2 separate regions of the Homo sapiens genome follow, and region 1 is linked to region 2. A link is a loop called in an ENCODE intact Hi-C map of the cell type or tissue named here. Cell type or tissue: IMR-90. All regions are shown on one strand. Each heading gives the region's core, and the rest is flanking DNA. Links, peaks and the distances in the headings are about the cores only. Region 1 overlaps WWTR1 (WW domain containing transcription regulator 1). Region 2 overlaps WWTR1 (WW domain containing transcription regulator 1).

What was found. A loop is a pair of places that touch in the nucleus more often than their neighbours do. Peaks named below come from ENCODE experiments on the same cell type or tissue, not always from the same donor. Only the 100,000 strongest peaks of a DNase experiment are listed, where the experiment ranks them.
Region 1: it touches region 2 in a loop (2.1-fold over the local background); 11 of 110 quality-filtered maps call a loop at or near these places.

What each region holds. Positions count from the first base shown.
Region 1 is chr3:149,633,351-149,644,081 of GRCh38, forward strand. The region is part of intron 2 of WWTR1 (WW domain containing transcription regulator 1); the gene reads right to left. Among named protein-coding and RNA genes, the nearest start is that of WWTR1-IT1, 13 kb to the right of the region's middle. In IMR-90, for the core only: no CTCF peak of the experiment used is centred there; a DNase peak (open chromatin) is centred at 5,351; H3K4me3 peaks cover 829 bases; H3K27ac peaks cover 3,508 bases.
Region 2 is chr3:149,570,401-149,581,131 of GRCh38, forward strand. WWTR1 (WW domain containing transcription regulator 1) reads right to left here. Exons shown (of 7, transcript NM_015472.6): 3 at 2,464-2,600. Among named protein-coding and RNA genes, the nearest start is that of WWTR1-IT1, 76 kb to the right of the region's middle. RefSeq lists enhancers at 3,769-4,395, 4,396-5,022, 5,023-5,649. In IMR-90, for the core only: no CTCF peak of the experiment used is centred there; DNase peaks (open chromatin) are centred at 2,541, 5,241 and 5,991; H3K27ac peaks cover 3,182 bases.

The sequences.
Region 1 (10,731 bases), core at 1,653-9,652, 63 kb after region 2:
TGCATTACACTCTGGGTGACAAGTGAGAACTTGTCTCTAAAAAATAAAATATATATGCAAGTGTAATTGGTTAAGCAAATTAAAAGGAAACTTGGCCATTATCTCCTTTAAGTTCTTCATTTAAGGGTGAGGAAACCAAGTAAAAAGTCCAATATTAGGCAAGCGTCCTACCTACTAATCCCAGTACTCAACAATGTCCTTTGGGACCCAGCTCAGTGCTAGGTATAATGGTAGACCCCCAAAGAGTTTAAACCTAATCAGGCTTTTTGAAGCCAGGAACAATGAAATCCAACAGCCTGTAGACTGGGTTCAGGGGTGGAGCGGACACTAAGAGCTGTGTAGTCAGGCAGGAGGTGAGACCTAGAAGGAAATCCATGGCAGAATGAACTGATGGAGGGTCAGGGAAGAGGTGAGTGAGGGTGCTCCAGGGAAGGGGTACAAGCACTGCCAGGAGCTGTGGGTGGCAGCAAATGGGTTGCAAGGGAAGTGAGGCTCGATGAGCAGGGTCACACTGTCAGATTCTAGAGGTTTAGGAACCAGGCAGGAGATCAGCCCTGACAGGACAGGACACCAAGAAGAGTTCTGTAGCAGGAAAAGGGTGATGAGAGCCATCATGAAGGAAGATTAGCCTGGCTGTGGTGTGCAAAGGACTGAAGTCAGAGGCTAGTGTGCTGCAGTCTACAAATAAATGATCACATCACACAGTAGGGTGGAGGCAACAGGAATGGAGAAAGAGGAAGGAAAGATGAGAGGTCCAGAAAGGGAAAAATAATGAAGACCCAACCATGTCAAGACCGGTGAGAGGGAAAAGGAGAGCCAGGGTGGCTCTGGGCCCAGACTGCCCAAGTTTAAGTCCTTACTAGTGTGCGGCTTTGGTCAAGTTCCTTAAATGCCCTGTACATCAGTTTTCTGAGCAAAGTGGGGATAAAAATAGTGTTTCTGTCAGAGTTCTTGGCATAATTAAATGTGAACAGTGTGAGAACAATGCCTGGCACAAAGTAAGTGCTAGGTACACGTTTGTTAAATAAATACACGTAAATGCATATTAAGATGTCTGTGACCCAGCTTCTAAAGATAAGAGCAGTAAGGAAAAGCCTCATTATCTCCCACCAAAGTTTCCTTTTTCACTCATTTTTTCCCGTTTATTTATCCTAAGGTTCTGGGAAGAATAAAACATGTTCCCTGCCCTTGAGAATGGGCTTTCAAGGAGAAATAAATCAGAAAACAGAGCAATGCCTATTCCCTACCAAGGTCCATGCACAATAAATGGTTGAATGACATGCTTGGTGAGGATCCCAAAGAAGCAAGTGAAAGACCCTGGATCTGTCAGGCTGCTGTTGTGCAAGTCCACCTCTCCTGTGGAGCTCCTGTTTGCAAGGCAGCCAGTGACCCAAGGCCATGCTCAGCTGGCATTCGCCCTTTCACACGGATGTGCTTTCCAGACACTACCTCAGCACCAGCAACCACTGAGCCTCTTCCCTGCCCTGATTCTCAGTAGCTCACCCTCCAGACCCGGCCACGGTATATCCTCACCATGTCTGTCCCCTCACAACTTAAATCAAAGACTCTGAGGCCAAACCTTGAATTGACAATGCTAGCCAAAAAGCTCTGAGCAGGGATGGAAGACTAAAGAGGAGAGGAGGAATCCCTGCCTTTCTTGCATGGGAGGGAGAAACACATTCTGTGATCTTGACCAAAGAGCCCTGTATAATCAGAAATCAGCAGAAGGGGGCCCTGCTCTACCCTCTTCTTCATGTGGTTGTGACAATGTTCCTCTTCTCCTGGCTAGCTCACAGGAGTGCTGGGGATACAGTGCTCTGGGTCTCCATATTTAAAAGAAGTTTAAATTATCATACAAATGCATTGTATTTTTAGTAATTGGACTTGTTTGATCTCATATCTTTTGATAATTACTAAAAATCTCCCTTCAAAGTGATGAAAGATTCAAATGAAGCTAGAATTTAATTTATATTAGGTCTTTGAGATGAGGTTTAAGTAACATTACAGTCCCATTACTAGGAAAACGGGTAAATAAACTGTGTATAGCCATGAAATGGAGTAACGTATTAAGATCTCTAGCTGCTGTCATAGAACAAAATACTTTAAAGTGGTGGGTAAAAACGAAGTTAAGGTACAATATATAGAAGGAGAAGAAGAAGAAGAAGGAGGAGAAGGAGAAGGAGAAGGAGAAAGAGAAGGAGAAGAAGAAGAGGAAGGAGGACGAAGAGGAAGAGTAGGAGGAGAAGAGGAAGCGGAAGAGGGAGGAGGAGGAAGGAGAAAGGAGGAAGAAGGAAGAAGGAGAAGAAGAAAAACTTGAATCATTGGTTTCTACATGCATAAGTCTGAAGGACAGTCCCTGAACTGAGAAATGGGCTCTCCTTCTGGGGAGATGAGCAGGATTGGGGATAGAGGGTCAAGAAAGTCTATTGCTTTAGCTGAATTTCTTAAAGCAAGAATGCATTTATTTATGACTTGGGCAGTTTTTTAAAATAAAAAAAAGGCAATGTTGAATATATGACCATCTATGAGTAAAGTAAACCTGGTTTATAATTTTAAATTCTTCTTCCCTTTATTCTGGTCAAAAGGGAATTCATTTTCCCACTTTTCTGAGATCTGAAAAGATGATAACCTTATCAAATCTTGGGTCTGTGTGATCTTAAAGGACAAGTAAAGAATAAAAAAGTTCAAGTCAAAATTTTAAATGAAGATATTAACAATGAATAAGTAATTTAGAATGTGATGTTCCCAGGAGAATGAATTTTCCTGGATTAATCTGGCTAAACTTTCTTTGAAGTTTGTGGATGATGGCAACACCACTGAAAATGAACTTGAGGCTGTGTTTAAATACTTGCTACAACTAGCTTTTCTGACATCTCTGTACTCACTACTGACACAGTCAATCCACTTAATTAGTTTTGTTGATATCTCCAATTCCCCTATTTACTTTGTGTCCTGAAAAGTCCTTTGAAACCCAAACAGCCTACTCTACCTCTTCAGCTCCATTGGGAAAGGTTACGATCTTAGGATCATTTGAAAGGCAAGGAGGGGGTAGTAAATTTCCACCATCAAGTGGAATGTGGAAATAATCTGGGAATAGATGAATATATTGAATTAATACCAGGAAATTTTCCTTTCTTGGATCTTCATTGTTTTTGCTTGAAAAACTGATTTTTTAGAATTTATAGTCGGGCTAAGAATTAAATACAAAGAATAGAATATATTCTAAAGTAAAATATACATTATATGTATCCTTTATGCTAAGCACAGTACCAGTATGTGGCACACAGTATGTGCTCCATAAATATGTATTGGCTTATTGCATAGGAAAGAGTCACCAGAAAATCTAAATAATGTAGAAATTTAAAAGAAAAAAATCATTTATATTTCTTTCAGCAAAAGTTAAATGAATCCCTACTATGCATGCCATGCTTTGGGCCAGGCATTAGAGAAGTATTATGCACAAAAAATTAGCTGGGTGTGGTGGCAGGTGCCTGTAACCCCAGCTACTCGGGAGGCTGAGGCAGAATCACTTGAACCCAGGGGGCAGAGGTTGCAGTGAGCTGGGATCATGCCACTGCACTCCAGCCTGGGCGACAGAGCAAGACTGTCTCAAGTGAAAAAAAAAAAAAAAAAAAAAAAAGAGAGAAGTATTATGCAAGGCAGGTAAGATTTGGTTCTTGTCACTATGAGTTCATAGCATATAGAATAAAAATAAAGGACAAGTACTCTCTATCACAGCAAATAATCAAAGGTTGTCTATTATTTCTAAACTCAATTTCACATCAAACTTGCTATATTATTACATCTAATCTAAAAGCATCAATTTCTGCCTGTGACCACCCAGTCACATTTTGATTATTTTAACAGCATATTGAGTATGTTTTTTTTTTTTTGAGACAGAGTCTCGCTCTGTTGGCCAGGCTGGAGTGCAGTGGCATGATCTCGACTCACTGCAACCTCTACCTCCCAGGCTGAAGCAATTCTCCTGCCTCAGCCTCCCCAGTAGCTGGGATTACAGGGGTGTGCCACCATGCCCAGCTAATTTTTTTTTTGTATTTTTAGTAGAGACGGGGTTTCACCATGTTGGCCAGGCTGGTCTTGAACTCCTAACCTCAGGTAATCCACCCACCTCGGCCTCCCAAAGTGCTGGGATTATCAGCATGAGCCACCGTGCCCGGCCCATATTCAGTATTAACATTAATCTCAATAAATATTCCCTAGTACCAATATGTGCTAGGCATGAAGGACAATACAACACCAGTTCCATATTCTAAGAATTGGCAAGTTGGAGAAATGAAATAAACCCATTCATTTACAAACAAACCTTACACGACACTCTGATGGACAGTAGAAAAGATTAAGTGGCAAATTACCCCAATAGATCAAATTACTATGGGGATCTGGAGTAGGAGGAGATCCCTTCTAGTTGGTTGGTGTAATAAGGCATTAGACAGGAGATGGGGCTGGCTAAGTCTTAATAGACCAAGCATAGGGATGTAGGACATTCTAGGCAAGTGAGAAATGACACACTACTCCTAATCAAAAGTGCAAAGATGAGCTACTCTGTATGACATATGCAGTGGCAACCAGGCACGGTGGCTCACGCCTGTAATCCCAGCACTTTGGGAGGCTGAGGTGGTGGATCACCTGAGGTCAGGAGTTCAAGACCAGCCTGACCAATATGGTGAAACCCCGTCTCTACTAAATACAAAAAAATTAGCCAGGCGTGGTGCTGTATGCCTGTAATCACAGCTACTTGGGAGGCTGAGGCAGGAGAATGACTTGAACCCAGGAGGCAGAGGTTGCAGGAAGCCAAGATTGCACCATTGCACTCCAGCCTGGGCAACAAGAGCGAAACTTTGTCAAAAAAAGAAAGAAAAGAAAAGAAAAGAGGCATGCAGTGGCCGTGAGCATAAAAGGAGAGAAAACTAGGGAAAGAAGCACTTTAATCGTTTACGGAGCTTCCTTCAGGCCTGTTTATTAACATATTCCAAAAAAAATCACTGCTGTATGTACATATATGCCTTAAGATAAAGAGGAGCAACTGGAAAGAGATACAAGCCCCAAGTACAGTATACTTCCCTGACATTTGTGTTTTTAAAGAGTTCATTTAAAGGGCAATGGCATAATACTAGTATAATTCACATAATGCTAGCTCTGGGCTTTGGACTTTTAACCAAATGTTAAAAATGACTCCTTTTCTCTTGTCTCTGCGTGTGCTTCTCTGACTCGCTTGGCCTGTTTCCATTCTCTTTCTTTTTTCTCTCTCCATCCTTCTTAGTGTAAGTTAAAAAAAAAAAATCAATGCCGCAAGTTATGTTTAAATTCAGCCCACATGACATTTCCTTCGCATTTAATTGCTTCCATACAATTTATATCCGCTAGTCACGCTAGACCCCAGAGTATTAAACATGCTCTTTTACAAAGAAGCTCTTGTCCTGTAATAACCCCCATAATCAAAGTTCAGGAATTATGGGTAAGGCTCAGCCGGCCGATGGGGAAACAAACAGGTTTTTAAATTCATCCAAAGCAGGCTTCAGGCAGGAAGCAAATCAAAGCCGTCACTCTACCACCAGGTTTGAGAGCAAAAACACCGCAGAGGCTAGCTCAAACGAGAGATACTGGCATCTCTGCACATCCAGCAAATCTGATGCCAGATACTTTCTCTTTGGGCTGCCGTGAAGAACCACTAAACAATGCCACTTAAAGACACATGGTTACATTCTCTCTGCTTTCAAGGCAGCCCATTCCAAAAAGATCTAGCAATGGTCTACAAAGACTGCTCTTAAAATGCCTCTAAATGAATAAATCATTCTTCTTTGTTATTCAGAGTAGACTAAGACTAAAATTATCTTGGAAAAAAATATATATATACAGGGTCTCTTTCTGTTGCCCAGGCCAGAGTACGGTGGTGCAATCATAGTTCACTGCAACCCTGAATTCATAGGCTGAAGTGATCCCCCTTGCCTCAGCCTCCCAAGTAGCTGGGACTATAGCAGTGTGCACCACCACATTCTGTTAATTTTTAAAACTTTTTTATAGAGATGGGGTCTTGCTCTGTTGCTCAGGCCGGTCTCAAACTCCTGGCCTCAAGCCATTCTCCTGCCTCAGCCTCCCAAAGTTCTGGGATTATAAGTGTGAGCCACGACAACCTAAAGTTACCTCTTCTATTTTCCTATAGACAGCTTGGACAACATGTCTGGTCTTCTTTCATACTAATGGACAGCTACATTAGTATGTAGCTCTCAAGGTCTCTTATAAACTCATATTTCTGGGCACTTTTACAACTTATCCCATTATCTTCCCCACTTCTCAAGAAATCACCTCCCCAAAAGTTCACCTTTGAAAAAGTACAGAAGTTGGCTGGGTGCAGTGGCTCACGCCTGTAATCCCAGCACTTTGGGAGGCCGAGGTGGGTGGATCACGAGGTCAGGAGATCGAGACCATCCTGGCTAACACGGTGAAATCCCATCTCTACTAAAAAATACAAAAAAATACCCAGGCGTGGTGGTGGGCACTTGTAGTCCCAGCTACTTGGGAGGCTGAGGCAAGAGAACGTTGTGAACCTGGGAGGTGGAGCTTGCAGTGAGCCGAGATTGTGCCACTGCACTCCAGCCTGGGCTACACAGCGAGACTCCGTCTCAAAAAAAAAAAAAAAAAAAAGAAAGAAAGAAAGAAAGAAAGAAAGAAAAAGTACAGAAGTCATACAACTACACAGGGGCACTAACATGATTTCTTGGATTGCCCTTATTCACGTAGCCCACTTTTCACAAGAATTGTGCCTACTTTTCTTACAAAATCTCTTTAAGCAACATCTCTGGTCTTCCCCACTGTATTCAGATAAATGCCTCTCTACCAGTGTCAACAATTTTAAGAAACCTTTAATTTCACCCAATCTCCTCTGCTCAAAACCCATCCAGATCAAGAGCAAAACAATTGAAACTATTTATCAGATCCAGACAGTTGCATCTTAAAGAACTTTTTGAAAGTTTCTATGGCTTGCATCTCTGATGGTTTTCATAAACCAATGCTTTTGTCTATAGATAAAGGTTAGAACCAATATAGATTGGTTTTGTTTTTGTTTTTTTGAAACAGAGTTTCGCTCTGCCCCCAAAGCTGAAATGCAGTGCCCCAATCTTGGCTCACTGCAACCTCTGCCTCCCTGGTTCTAGTGAATCTCCTGCCTCAGCCTCCTGAGTAGCTGGGATAACAAGCATGTGCCACCACACCCAGCTAATTTTTGTATTTTTAGTAGAGACAGGGTTTCACCATGTTGGCCAGGCTGGTCTCAAACTCCTGGCCTCAAGTAATCCACCCACCTCGGCCTCCCAAAGTGCTGGTATTACAGGCATGAGCCACCGAGCCCGACCAGAATCAATACAGTTTGGATCAGAGATATCATGCTACTCTTAGAAACTGGCAGATAATAAATATATTATTTATAGCCAATAAACTACTTTTGGTCTATCATAATAAAAAAAACAATTCCTAAGCTATCACTAAAACATGATGTCATTTGTGGTTGCTTTATTTTGTATTTACTATACAGATGTATTCTTTATTGTGATGGCCTAGATCTGGACATATTCAGAGCCAAAATTATTTTACGTATCAAGTCACTGGCAAATCAAAGAAAAACCAAATTATTTAAACATTCATTTAGGAGCTCATATTTATATTTTGGAAATGAAACCTCATATTTTAAGGCATTCGATATTATTTATTATGCAGGGTCCTTTTATCTTGTTCCACAATATAACTTTTTGTTTTACTCTTGGCAGACTTTACTGTCACTGTACAAAACAGACATTGTTTTAAAAACCCATTTGTAATAAGTGTCAGTAAATATGATCTTTCGCTTCAGCTGAAGCAACTCTATGGCATCAGTTTACACCTCCACACTTACTTGGAAGTTTATAATGCTTGTTTTCAGCAGCTTTCACACCTAGACTCCATACGATATGTACCAGCCACCAAGATGTTTACCAGTCCTCAGAAGGGCCTTTCGAGAACTCTTAAAACTTAATTTGTTACTGACGCTTTGCTTAAAGGACAATGCACTTTAATTAGCCACACCACTGGCCCTTTATTCACACACATGAGGTAAGCTGGACATTCCAATGCATGTGCAACTGGGAAATTTGAGTCCTTTAATGGTTTTCAACAATTAACTAGGGCCGGCCAATTGTTAGGTTAAACAAAAAGCACTGTGGCAAAACTTGACTCACTTCACTACGGCTAATAATTACAAAAGGTTGTGCTGGTCCATCCCTCACTCTACTTACCTGCCAAAGTTTCAGGCAAAGTCTCAACAATTGGGATCTAACCTTTAAAATCATTTCTTTAATGTTGACACTCCAAATTGTCCATAATGACCCTACATTCTGCTCCTACTGTTAATAATCACCAACTACTTAATAGTTTATTAAAAAGTTAGCAACAGACAAATACAAAGAACAATGTTTCCACTGTGTACCATACGGATTACAGCTCTTGGACCTTTGCTTGAGAACACAGCTTTCCAAGGCCCAAAGCACAGCCCCTGTCATCTTCATACTTCAAATGCAGACATGCAAGATCAATAACTCAAGGTTAACTTTTCTTAGATGATAGATAAGATAGCTAAACTTTTTTAAAAGCCTAGGTAAAAAAGAGATGTTTTAAACATACCCTTGGCTACAGCTCAACTTTTAGGTAGCTGATCCTTTCTCCATTCCTGCCTTCTTTCCTTCAAGCTTTTCTACAATATAGCCTTATGGTTGGATTTTATGTTAAAATGTACGAATGTGGCCGGGCGTGGTGGCTCACACCTGTAATCCCAGCACTTTGGGAGGCCGAGGCAGGCAGATCACCTGAGGTTGGGAGTTCAAGACCAGCCTGATCAACAGGGAGAAACCCCGTCTCTACTAAAAATACAAAATTAGCCAGGCGTGGTGGCCCATGCCTGTAATCCCAGCTAACTGGGAGGCTGAGGCAGGAGAATTGCTTGAACCCAGGAGGCAGAGGTTGCGGTGAACTGAGATCGCATCAATGCACTCCAGCCTAGGCGACAAGCAAAACTCTGTCACACACACACACACACACACACGAAAGTACGAATACCCAAATATAAGTTGGATGATATAATTTTGTAAGAGAAATCCGGCCGGGCACGGTGGCTCACGCCTGTAATCCCAGCACTTTGGGAGGCCGAGGCGGGTGGATCACGAGGTCAGGAGATCGAGACCATCCTGGCTAACATGGTGAAACCCCGTCTCTACTAAAAATACAAAAAATTAGCCAGGCGTGGTTGCAAGCGCCTGTAGTACCAGCTATTCGGGAGGCTGAGGCAGGAGAATGGCCGGAACCCGGGAGGCGGAGCTTGCAGTGAGCCGAGATCGGGCCACTGCACTCCAGCCTGGGCGACAGAGTGAGACTCCGTCTCAAAAAAAAAAAAAAAAGAAATCCTTATTTGCCAAAAGTTGCATATGCATAGGGTTATATTTCACATAATACCTAAAACAAAGACCCAAAAAGTGGGGACGGTTGCACTAGAGAATGCATCTGCAGAAAACCTAAGTAATTTTATGAGCAGCACTCAAGTTTACTGCTTCTTTTATGATTCTTAATCCCGCCTACTAAATTCACATGTCTTTACAAATCCCAAATCTGTAACAAGGCCACCAAATGCTCCCAAATTAGCAAAATACAGAATAGCCTTTTAACTACAATACAAGCTTTAACTACAAAATGCAGCCAAACTCAAACCAGTTTGATATAATTAAACATGTTTTATTTACCTTATATTGTGAAAGGGCAAACTGGCCTGGCGAACTTACTTGCATTAATCTGAGTCCCCTTTGCCAGGTATCAAAATCAGTTCCAGTGAATGGAGAAACAAAGATAGGAAAGATAAACATTTATCTGAAACTACAGTTACATAATATTTGGAACCATAAATTTTTTACTGATACTCTCCAAACATAATCTGCTATTTTTATGGCTGTAATTTAGTTATGACGTGTGCCAGCAATAACAGTCCTGTGCACTACAAATTGTGACGAAGATTTTACCAAGCTAGGATTGCAGACTGTAATTTTCCTCACAGCAAGTAATGATCATATCAATTAGAGTCATGTTTTTACCCGAGTCTTATAACTTAGCTCAGTTAGTTATAAAACACTGATTTCGGACCCCATTTTAATAGGATGCTTAAACAAGCAAACGTGTGGTATACGGCAATAAAGTGAGAGACACTATAGGTTATATGGAAACTTGTGGGACTATGTGGGAGTGTATTCACACCTTATCTAATTGAGATCTTTATTTTCCTTATTTTTCTGTCTCTCAAAACTAAATTATCTGAATTATCATAAGAATTAGTACCTCAGGCCCTGTTATGACCTATCCTGGGAAAGAAAGTGTCCTCGTGGAAAAGTCATTCACTGGACATTTTTCAGTCCTTATCTTCCTTGACCTCTGAGAAACACACCACAGAGCTAACCATTCTTTCTTCTTGAAAGACTTTCTTCCCTGGCTTCCACGCACCACTCTCTGGATTTCCTCCTACCTCTCTTTCTCTTCTCTCTCCATCTCTTTACAGGGTCCATCAGTACTTCTTGTTTCTTCTCATTCTATCTGTAACCTCTCTAAGAAATCTCAACCACACCAGGATTTGAATAATTATACACATTCCACTACACCCCATTTTCCTCCCTTGGGCATCTTAAAGTCACTTCAAACTCAATATGT
Region 2 (10,731 bases), core at 1,227-9,226:
TCTACTAAAAATACAAAAATTAGCTGGGCGTGATGATACATGCACATAGTCCCAGCTACTGGGGAAGCTGAGGCATGAGAATTGCTTGAACCAGGAGGCAGAGGTTGCAGTGAGCTGAGATCGTGCCACTGCACTCCAGCCCGGATGACAGGGTGAGCCTCTTTCTCAAAATAATAATAATAATAATAATAATAATAATAATAACAAAAATTAAATAAAAATAGAAATCTGGAAACTAAGGTATTTTACTGAGCTACAGGTAAATTTGTTTCAGAATGTTCAGATTACAACTTCTTTAGATATACTTTACTAGTGCAATTGGACTTTGTGTGTGTGTGTGCATATGCATGCATGTATGCACATACAGGCAGACTCACATGTGCCTTCAATATCTAGTTCCAAGCATTCAAGCTTCTTTTAATTAGTCCACTTCCTACATATCGCACAAATTTTAAAAATTAAGGAGAATGCATAAAAGAACATGACAAAGGATATCCACTCCAGTATTTGTATGCTAGCAACACACTAGTAACAACCTAAATATCTACCAGATAGGAGTTAGTTAAATAAACTAATTATAGCATATTAATATAGTAGACTAATAGGCAAATTTTTAAAAGAATGAAGCAGCTCTATATGTATGGACAGGCAGGTGAAAAAAGCAAGATACAGAACAGTGGTTATGATATGCTAACCTTAGTATGATTAAACATACACACACACACAACTAGAAACACTGGTTGGCTCCAGGAAACAAACTTGGGGACTGAGGAAAGGGAGATTGGAGGAAGTGTTTGAATTTTTTTTTCTTTTCTTTTTTTTTTTTTTTTTTTTTTGTAAACTGGGTTCATGAAAGATTTTTTTCCGATTATAATTGATTACAAAGTTAAAGTTAAAACTTTAATAATCAGTTTTTAGAATTTTCGATGAAAATTAAATGGTTAAACAAACTGTAAAAACCAGTCTAATGCCACCTAATTTGGGGTCTCTTTACTACAGTGGCATCTGATTTCTACACGAGCTCCTGTATATTTGGGACAAAATAACTCACTGGAGGCTTTGGTTTACCACTGCTGGTACCAGAACTGGTTGCATTTTCTTTGATCTGCCCTTTAGATAAGGAACTCCACAGAGGTTGTTCCATGTCATTTGCTTTTTGGAAACTGTACATCTGCAAGCTTTAAAGCAGTAGGTTCAGACTTCCTGGAAGAACTGACACTTGAAGCTGACTAGGGTCTACTTGAGTTCATACTCACTTTGGCTAAGCCACAGTATGAGGGAAGGGTGTCCAGGAATAACGCTTCCATTTTTATCTTGTTCATTCCTGAAAATCCAACAGGAGATTCTTTTCACTCCCTAAAATTAACTGTTCTGTGTATAAAGCATATCTGGATATCTGATCTTAAATGGAAATGTTATCTGAAAATGGCACCAACTTTTCTAAAACTTTAAAATTGGCCCTTTTTTATTTTTAGCCCTGGGGGAGAAGGAAGGGAATGATTACCAAAAAAGCTGACTGGTTCCGTTGCTGCAGTGTATTAATTCACTGGTGATTATCTCTAGTGGGGATAATTTTAGCAGAAAATATTCTCTTCTCAAGTCTAAAATCGCACTTATTAAGTATTGTAAATGAAGTAAAAAGTGAGCCATATTATCCCACGGCAGGTATGGGGAGAAGCCACCTGCAGGTTATGTAATGGTTAACTCCCTTCTAAAATCAGACTAGCCTGCTCTCCAGCTCTGCTCTCCACAAGCTGCAAGACTTTCGGAAAGTTTCTTCATGTATAAACTGGAGAGCCTGCTACTTTTTGCAGGGGTTTTGGAAGGCTTTCATAAGGTAAGGCATGGAAGCACTTGGCATGCTATCTGACACATGTTATGCAGCAATTATGAAAAAAAAAGGAAAAAAGGGAAATAAGGATAGGGATTTGAGACTAGAATTGTACCTGTAGGCAGTCGCCAGGAGCCAAAGTCACCCAAAGCGTGTATGTGTCCTACTTGCCTCAGGCTAGATGAAGACAGGAGGCCTAACTGATTTTTCTACCCCAATTAAGGCCATTGGAGGGAAGGTCAGAACTGTAGTTTAAAACTGAGGCAGCAGTATCATGAGTTGGTGGTAAAGAGACCAAGTAAAGAAGAAAAAGCCGGCAGAAGGGTAACACGGTATTGCAGCCAAGAAGAAGGAGCAAACACCGTCTGGGTGCATGAAGAGACATAGAAACAGCCAGAACCACTTATGAGCCCCGCCACCCCTTGATTGAACACCATTTCTTCAGCTTGGAGTCAAAGCTTGGGGCTCCACCAGGCACAGTGGTTCATGCCTGTTATCGCAGCACTTTGGGAGACTGAGGTGTTAGGATTGTTTGAGCCCACGAGTTCAACACCAGCCTGGGCAACAAAGGGAGACCCCAACTCTACAAAAAAAAAATATCTTTTTTAATTTTAAAAAAGCTTGAGGCTTACCGAGATTTGGCTGGGATACTGCCATGGACCTCTGAGGCACTGGTGTGGAACTGACGGCAGGGTGGAGGTTCATATGATTCAGAGGCTGATTCATCGCCTTCCTAGGGTCTTGCCATGTGGTGATTTTTTCTATGTGACTAAAAGAAGGAAAACAATTAATTATCTTTTTAATTGTCAGCATCATTATCATCATCACCAACAACAGCATAATAGTTAATGACACTAATTCTTCCCTTAGGATCTGCTTGAGTGGTTGATAGATTGTGCTTGGTTTCATCCAAGGACATACTTGCCTATTTTTCCCTGCATCCTGGTTAGGCCACACTGGGGATTCTGCAAGCAGCTCTCTAAACACAAGCCCAAGACATCGCTGTCCAGACAGCCCTTGCATGCAGTGAGCCCCAGTGAACTTCCCCTCGGCCCGTGGAGCTTGTATTCCCCAGCACCTCAGTTGCTTCTCAGCCATCCAATCACTGGAGTGCCATAGTGTGAGCTCCTTCCTGGAAGGGGAGCCATGCTCACCTTCCCAGCCAGTACCCCATACTCTCCTGACTCATAGAATTGACATAATGAGGATCCCTTTGGCTGTCATCAAGCAAAAGATGGGCCCATGAAACCAGCTTCTGAACACCACATTAGTGAGCTCTCACAGTAGGAGTGTAAGGTATTTCAAGGTCCCCAAAGGTGACACATAAAACCCTCAAGAAGCTCACTGTCACCAAGCAAGGTGACAATAGGGTAGCTGGAAGGCAGAGTATTAGAAAATAATAGTAGGAAAGTCAACTAGTGCCAGCTTATGGAGAAACTTAGATATTGAGGCATGAAGGTTTACAAGGGAGAAGACATGATTACATGTTTGATCACATACAACTTCCAGTTTGTTACTGTGACTTAATCACAGAGAAACTAACCCAACATGAAACATGAGCTTCTGCTCAGAGTTTCCAGTACATTCTAAGAAAGGTGGACATGGCCTCCAGCTTTGCCTACCACCTTCCAAATCACATTGCAGGTCACTCCTGGTACCTTAGAGACTCTGTCCCACTCCATCAAACTCTTCCTTTAGTGAAAGTTTGTGATATATATATATATATGATGAGTAGATTCATCCCGTTCCTCTACTTTGTTTTATAAACAGTATCAGAAATCTTCCTTCTCCTCCTTCTCCTTCTTTTTTGTTTTTTCGAGACATGATCTTGCTCTGTTACCCAGGCTGGAGTACAGTGGCATAATCATGGCCCATTGCAGCCCCGACATCCTGGGCTGAAGCAATCTTCCCACCTTGGCCTACTGAGTACCTGGGACCACAGGCACCTGCGACCACACCTGGCTCATTTTTTTTAAAAAATTTTTTTTGTAGAGGTGGGTGTCTCCTTATGTTGCCCAGGCTGGTCTCGAACTCCTGAGCTCAAGTGATCCTCCCACCTCAGTCTCCCAAAGTGCTGGGATTACAGGCACAAGCCACCGCACCCAGCCCAGTATCAGAGATCTTTCCATATCCATCAAAGACAACAAACATGATAGAAGAAACTGAATGTTAGCCCTTTGTTTTGGGCCTCACAACCAGGTGGGTCTCTTCCAGTCAGGCCCCCACCATTGACCTTCCTTAGACATACAACAAAAGGAGCATGATTGTTGTTTCTGTTAAACACACCTCACTTTTGAATAACAATGGCCTCCTTTGAATCTTTAAGGTAGGAAACCACTTTTACTTTCGTTATGTTTAATCAGTCTAGAAACTTCCTTGCATTGAAGTTGTATTTGTCTTGTTTTCTTTTCAGTCTGTCTCCTCATTTTTAAATGCTTCCTCTGCTAAAATTGTTATTCAGATTTCTTAATGCAAGACTTGAAGGTATTGCCAAGGGGAACTCATCCATTGCCTTGCGTGAAAACTTGGGTCTAAAGGTCTAAGGTTTTAGAATAAATGTGATTAAAAAAAAAAAAAAAAAGGCCGGGGGCGGTGGCTCACGCCTCTAATCCCAGCACTTTGGGAGGCCGAGGCGGGTGGATCACCACAGGTCAAGAGTTCGAGACCAGCCTGGCCAACATGGTGAAACCCCAGCTCTATTAAAAATATAAAAAGTAGCCGGCATGGTGATGCACGCGTGTAACCCCAGCTACTCGGGAGGCTGAGACAGGAGAATCGCTTGAACCCGGGAGGTGGAGGTTGCAGTGAGTTGGGATCATGCCACTGCACTCCAGCCTAGGCAGCAGAGTGAGACTCCATCCCCCCCAAAAAAAAAAGATGGGGAAATACTGAAGTAAAGAGATGAAAATCATTTCCCTAAGTATAAAGTAAATAATAATAAAAACAATAGTTTTAGTTTACACTTTCAGTTTCACAATTGTAGTTCTGTTTAAAGCTTTCATAAAATCCATCAACTTCTGGGCAGGTGGAAACTCATAGCCAGCCTCAGGCTTGTCACAGGCCTTCCAAGTGAGGAACTAATTGATGAGGATGTCAAAATTAAGTAACTCCCTTTAGCAAAATAATTAGACCTAAGAAATGCTTTGATTATTCCTTCAGAACTCATTCTATTAAAGCAGCATGTTTTCCAAGGCAGACATGTGCTACATAAATAGTTTTCACTCTGGTACCAGAAGGAAAAGAATCCTTCTCTCTTTCATAAACCTTTCTTAGACTCTCTGACATCATGGATATTGATGCTGTGCTAGAACCAACATCAGCACAGGCCCCGGTGAGATGTGGAAATATACATCATTTGCTGGAAGATGTTCAAGGACACTTCCGTGGTCAGAATTTCAGCTACCAGCTCTAGGAATAATACAGGAGCTGGAATGATGCATTCCTAAATGCTCGTCCCCCACTCTCCCCTCCCGTTCTGAACAAGTGGGCTGTGGCTCCTGAATGCGGCAAGAGCAGGAACATCTAGCATAGGAAGCCCAGCATCTGAAGTGGCAGATGAGCTCATCTTGCCCCAGGAGTGCCAGCACAGCTTGCCAGCCTAAATCCCCTGGGACAGAGTGTGGGGCCTTCTGGGTGGACCTCATCCTGACAGTTCTGACCGAGCTTACCCATGGCTTGAAGTCCCAGCACTCCTGCAGTGCAGTGGGAGCCTCCACGGCCCACCCTTCAAACTCCACACCCAGCCAACACATTTAAAGGAGTTTTGTTCCCAGTGGATTTGTTAATTAAAAGTGTCACTCACAGCATTCCCCAAAGGCTGGAGTACAAGAGGGAGCCTTTCTTAAGTGAGCAGTTCTCATTGCTCCAAAACAACTCTGAGAAGAAAGCCCAAATTCCTGGCTCTGCAGACCAGTCGACCTGACATCAGCTGTAAGGCTGCGCTAACATGGTGTCAAGAGTGGCTCCCAGGCTGAATGCAACAAGTAAGAGTGAGCTATTGCTCACAAGAGGCACTTAATACAGCCTTGATGATTTCATCTGAAAACTAAATTCTCCTATTGTTCTAATCACTTAGTGCCTCAGGCTCCAGCTCCCCCTACTTCCCACCACTTCCCAAACCCAGGATACGCCATTCACTCTTTCACTCTGCTGTCTCATCTCTGCTCCCTCTCTCAATGTTACTGAGTCATTTCCTTTCTCGTATTTCACAGTGTAATCTCAGTGTTTGCCAGGACCCACAATTTAGCTAGATTAATCCCCACTTCCCCGCTACTCCCACCTCCTTCCTGGCTTCACTCCCTTGCTTAGTCTACTTCAAGAAAAACTCTCTGCTGTTTTAAAAGTATAACTTCCCTTGGAAATGCACACACATATACAAATATATTTAACCTGCCTATATATGTGTATTGTATAAATACATACACTGTACAGGTTTCATATTTGAAAATGGAACAAAAAAGGAAAAAGAAACATATCAAACTATTTATGGTGATATATGCAAATAACAGGCTCACTGGTAATTTTTTTTTTCTTATCTAAACTGCTTTGTACTTTCCAGATTTTTAGCAGTGATTATGTATTGTTTTCACAACCAGTAAAAACAAAAATACTAATGAAGGTACAAAAAGACAAAAAAGAAAATTGATGCATGAATACACAGGTCATAAGGTATAAGCAGCACTTTGGGAGGCCGAGGTGGGCAGATCACCTGAGGTTGGGAGTTCGAGACCAGCCTGACCAACATGGAGAAGCCCTGTCTCTACTAAAAATACAAAATTAGCCGGCTGTGGTGGCACATGCCTGTAATCCCAGCTACTCAGGAGGCTGAGGCAGGAGAATTGCTTGAACCCAGGAGGCGGAGATTGTGGTGAGCCGAGATCGCACCATTGCACTCCAGCCTGGGCAACAAGAGAGAAACTCAGTCTCAAAGAACAAACAAACAAACAAACAAAAAGAGTTCCTGAAGATAAACTACACTTTTGGCTCCTATCTTCGTGTGGCTCAAATCAGGGGACAAATGGAATCAATCACCTGATCCCATGCTGTTTATAAAGAAAAAGAATAGCAGTTCCTACGGGGAAGAAAAGCTTTTCTTGACAGTAAACATTTTTTTCCTCGACTTAAAAAAAAGAAAAATCCTCTACAAGTGCTTCCCATGGAGAGCCCTGGTGGTATGTGGGGTTAACGGTACCTGTAACAAATATAAGCGGGAGTGGGCTTTTTCCCCTTCCTTCAAGAGCCCCTTGGACCACTACTTCCCAGACAGCCTCCTTCTCTCAGTCCCAGAAAGACCAACCAATTCCTGGCCTCCAATTACATTATGAGTCTCTGCTTAGAGAACTGCCCAGGTTGGACAAAAGCATGGAGTTTGCTAAGGGGCAAGAAAGGTCACCACGTCTCTGAGAAGATATTTGGCTGGAAATGGTAGGTTATGAAAAACCATGTCGTGTGAAATCAGTTTTCCCTCATGGATTAATATTTTCCTCCAGAAAGACGCAAATGTAGAAAGCCATTTTATTTAACAGGTAAATTGTGTGTTTGGGGTTAAAATGTTTTGAAATTGGTGGGGTGGCACTCCCACCCTCCAAGTCACCCTCCCCTCAGACTGGCCTCCCCATCAGCCTGCGGAGGGGGTGTTAACTTTGCTCCAGTTTCCTCCTCTCAAGCCACTGCTACCTCCTTCTACCTCCTTCATGACCTTTCACCTTGATGAGGGCAATGGCCTCTGGGCTTCCCTTCTGCCAATCTTTCTGGTTTTCCTCCCTTCCTCCTTCCCTCCCCCCACCCTCTCTGCCTGACAATCCATTCACTATCTCACCTCCAGGCACATATCCCAAGGACACCTGGTATCCAAGTCCCCCTGGGTCACCATGGCCCATGAAATAACAGCACAACTCACATAGGCATCTCCCAGACACAGCAGCCTACTGCCAGACTCTGTGGGCTCTGCAAAGACCACACGCAGTTGTGGAGTCACATATACCTGGGTGCCCGGGTTTAATATTAGCTCTGACCCTGTGTGATCTAATTGGATATCCTAGTCACACTACCCATATGCATGAGACAGGGGTAAAAAAGCTAACAATATACTGGTTCCTCACTGTGAGGATAAAGCAGGTCTGTTCTGGGAATATTATGACCACCAAAGTCACTTACAGATTTCATGGCCAGTTCTCCTGGCTTCCCAAACTCACTCAGCAGTGAGTGCAGAGAAGGCAGCTCTGGCCTTCCAAGGTTGGCAACACTTGGTTCAAGTTTTTTCAACAACCATAGATCGTATACCTATTATGCATGATGGGTGATGTACTGGTTAGGTGTAAAAATCAAAAACATTGTGCAAACATAGTAAAGGCAAAGATAAAAATCTTATCTGTAAAAATAGAATAATCAGGCCGGGCACAGTGGCCTGTAATCCCAGCACTTTGGGAGGCCGAGGCGGGTGGATCACCTGAGGTCGGGAGTTAGAGACTAGCCTGGCGAACATGGAGAAACCCTGTCTCTACTAAAAATACAAAATTAGACAGGCATGGTGGTGCTACTCGGGAGGCAGAGGCAAGAGAAACACTTGAACCGGGGAGGCGGAGGTTGCAGTGAGCTGAGAGAGCGCCATTATTGCACTCCAGCCTGGGCAACAAGAGTGAAACTCCATCTCAAAAAAAATAAAATAAAATAGAATCCTCCAGCTTCTTACCACCCAGGAAAAGGCCTGGTGTTTTTGGATGAATTTACCCACACTAACTTTATGATGAAGGAAGCCGTATAACAAGGACTTTCTGAAATAGAGAATCCCATGTAATGTATTTTGTATTGCTGGAAGCATACAAAGATATAAAAATAGGAATGATTACAAGTGCTTCATTTTGAAAGAATTTAAAACTATTAGCAGCATGTTGCTTATTTCTATGGGCAAAGATTTTGTCTTCAAACATAAGTGTTTTGTCTTTTTTCTGCCCACCATTTATTTAATAAATGAGAGTTTCATACAGTGTCAGACATCAGGGCTCCCCTCCATCAGCAGAGTGGTTAGGACGGGACCTGGAAGCAGCCTCCAAACTGCCTCTTCTTTTGCCACAACCTAGCTGAGCAGTTAAAGAGAACCACACCAATGAGATGAGAATTTAAAGACAGCCTGGGGTCATAAAACCAAGGCAGACTGGTTTAAAACTCAATCATACTCACTGCTCCCTGTCTTCATCCCCTCAGTGAAATTCCTCTGTAGCCTCTGTCCTTACTACCTCCTTTTTTCTCTTCCAGTAGAATACAAGCTCTTCCAGAAGAAATGTTCCACAGATAATGCTAGCCAGGTGTGGTGGCTCACACCTGTAATCTTAGCACTCTGGGAGGCTGAGGCGGGAGGACTGCTTGAGCCCCAGAGTTGGAGACCAGCTTGGGCAACATAAAAAGACCCTAGCTCTTAAAAAACAAAAAAGAAAAAAAGCTGCCAAGCCTATGATATTTACAATCCCCATTTAAGTATAAGCAAACTGTCTTATTTCAGAAAATCAGATTTTTAAAACTTTTTTGATTTACTAGGCCAATTCACCATCCTCTTAATGTTAAAACAAATGTACATACTGAAGACAATTAGCTTAAAATTTGCTAAATGAAACAGCTTTGCAACTTGCTTCTTGTGACTCAGTCCAATTAGACCCACTAGTGTTAAAAATGGAAACTGAAACAGATTTGGATGAGGTTGATAAATTCCCAGATAGGGCCTGCCAAGTAAATCTGACCCACTGTCAGTAGACAACAAATGCTATGCCAATTTTTAATCCTGTACCAGATGGCAAGGAGTCTTGCCGAAGACTTATATTAAACTTTTAAAATTTTCCTCAACTGGAATTAGAATACAAGTATGCAAAAGGTGGTTTACTTTCTCGTTGTATGTTGGGGATAAATACTGTTTGCATTTAAATCAAATTAAACATTCTATTAGTGTGATCTTATTTAGATTTCAAGACCTAGGAAATGACATATATCTTACTCATATCTTACATTTCTTTTAGTAGTACCTTTTGTTTTGCCAACGGTACTTAGCTCTGCTAACCAACACCAGAGATGAGTCTTAACCACAAGAACAAAGACAGGGGTGGTATGCACACTTACTAATTCTCCCAGGCCCAGATGCACACTTTCTCCAGGTAGTCCCTCTGCTGTCACCTAAAACCACAATGCAATGGGAGCTGAGCACAGTGGAAGCCCATTGCAGTGGGAGCCCATTGCAGGAGAAACCCCAGGGAGCTCATCACAGAAGGGAGGCCACATCACAGAGGGAGCCCATGACAGTAGAAGCCCCATCGCAGTGGATGCTCAGCTCACCACCCACATCTAAACTAGCAACCCGACCTGATCATGTTTGTAATACTAAGATTAGGTTTTTTGTTTGTTTGTTTGTTTTTGAGACGGAGTTTCGCTCTTGTCACCCAGGCTGGAGTGCAATGGTGCGATCTCAGCTCCCTGCAGCCTCTGCCTTCCGGTTCAGGCAATTCTCCTCCTTTAGCCTCCCAAGTAGCTGGGATTATAGGCGTGTGCCACCACACCTGGCTAACTTTTGTATTTTTAGTAGAGATGGGGTTTCACCATATTGGCCAGGCTGATCTAAACTCTTGACCTCAGGCCATCCACCCGCCTCAGGCTCCCAAAGTGCTGGGATTATAGGCGTGAGCCACCGCGCCTGGCGACAATATTAAGATTAGTAGCCATCCAGTACATTGATCTCCTCTGCTTAACGTTATCAGTCTATTTGCATAATGTGGAGTCGGCTTTTGAACTTCGATATGTTGACAATCAGAAATAAAGTAATAGCTCTTCACATGGTTGAAGAGATACATAGCTTAGGTTTTACTGTATTTCTAGAAACCCTAATCAATCTTCCTCCCACGTTGTCATTCTTTCTACCA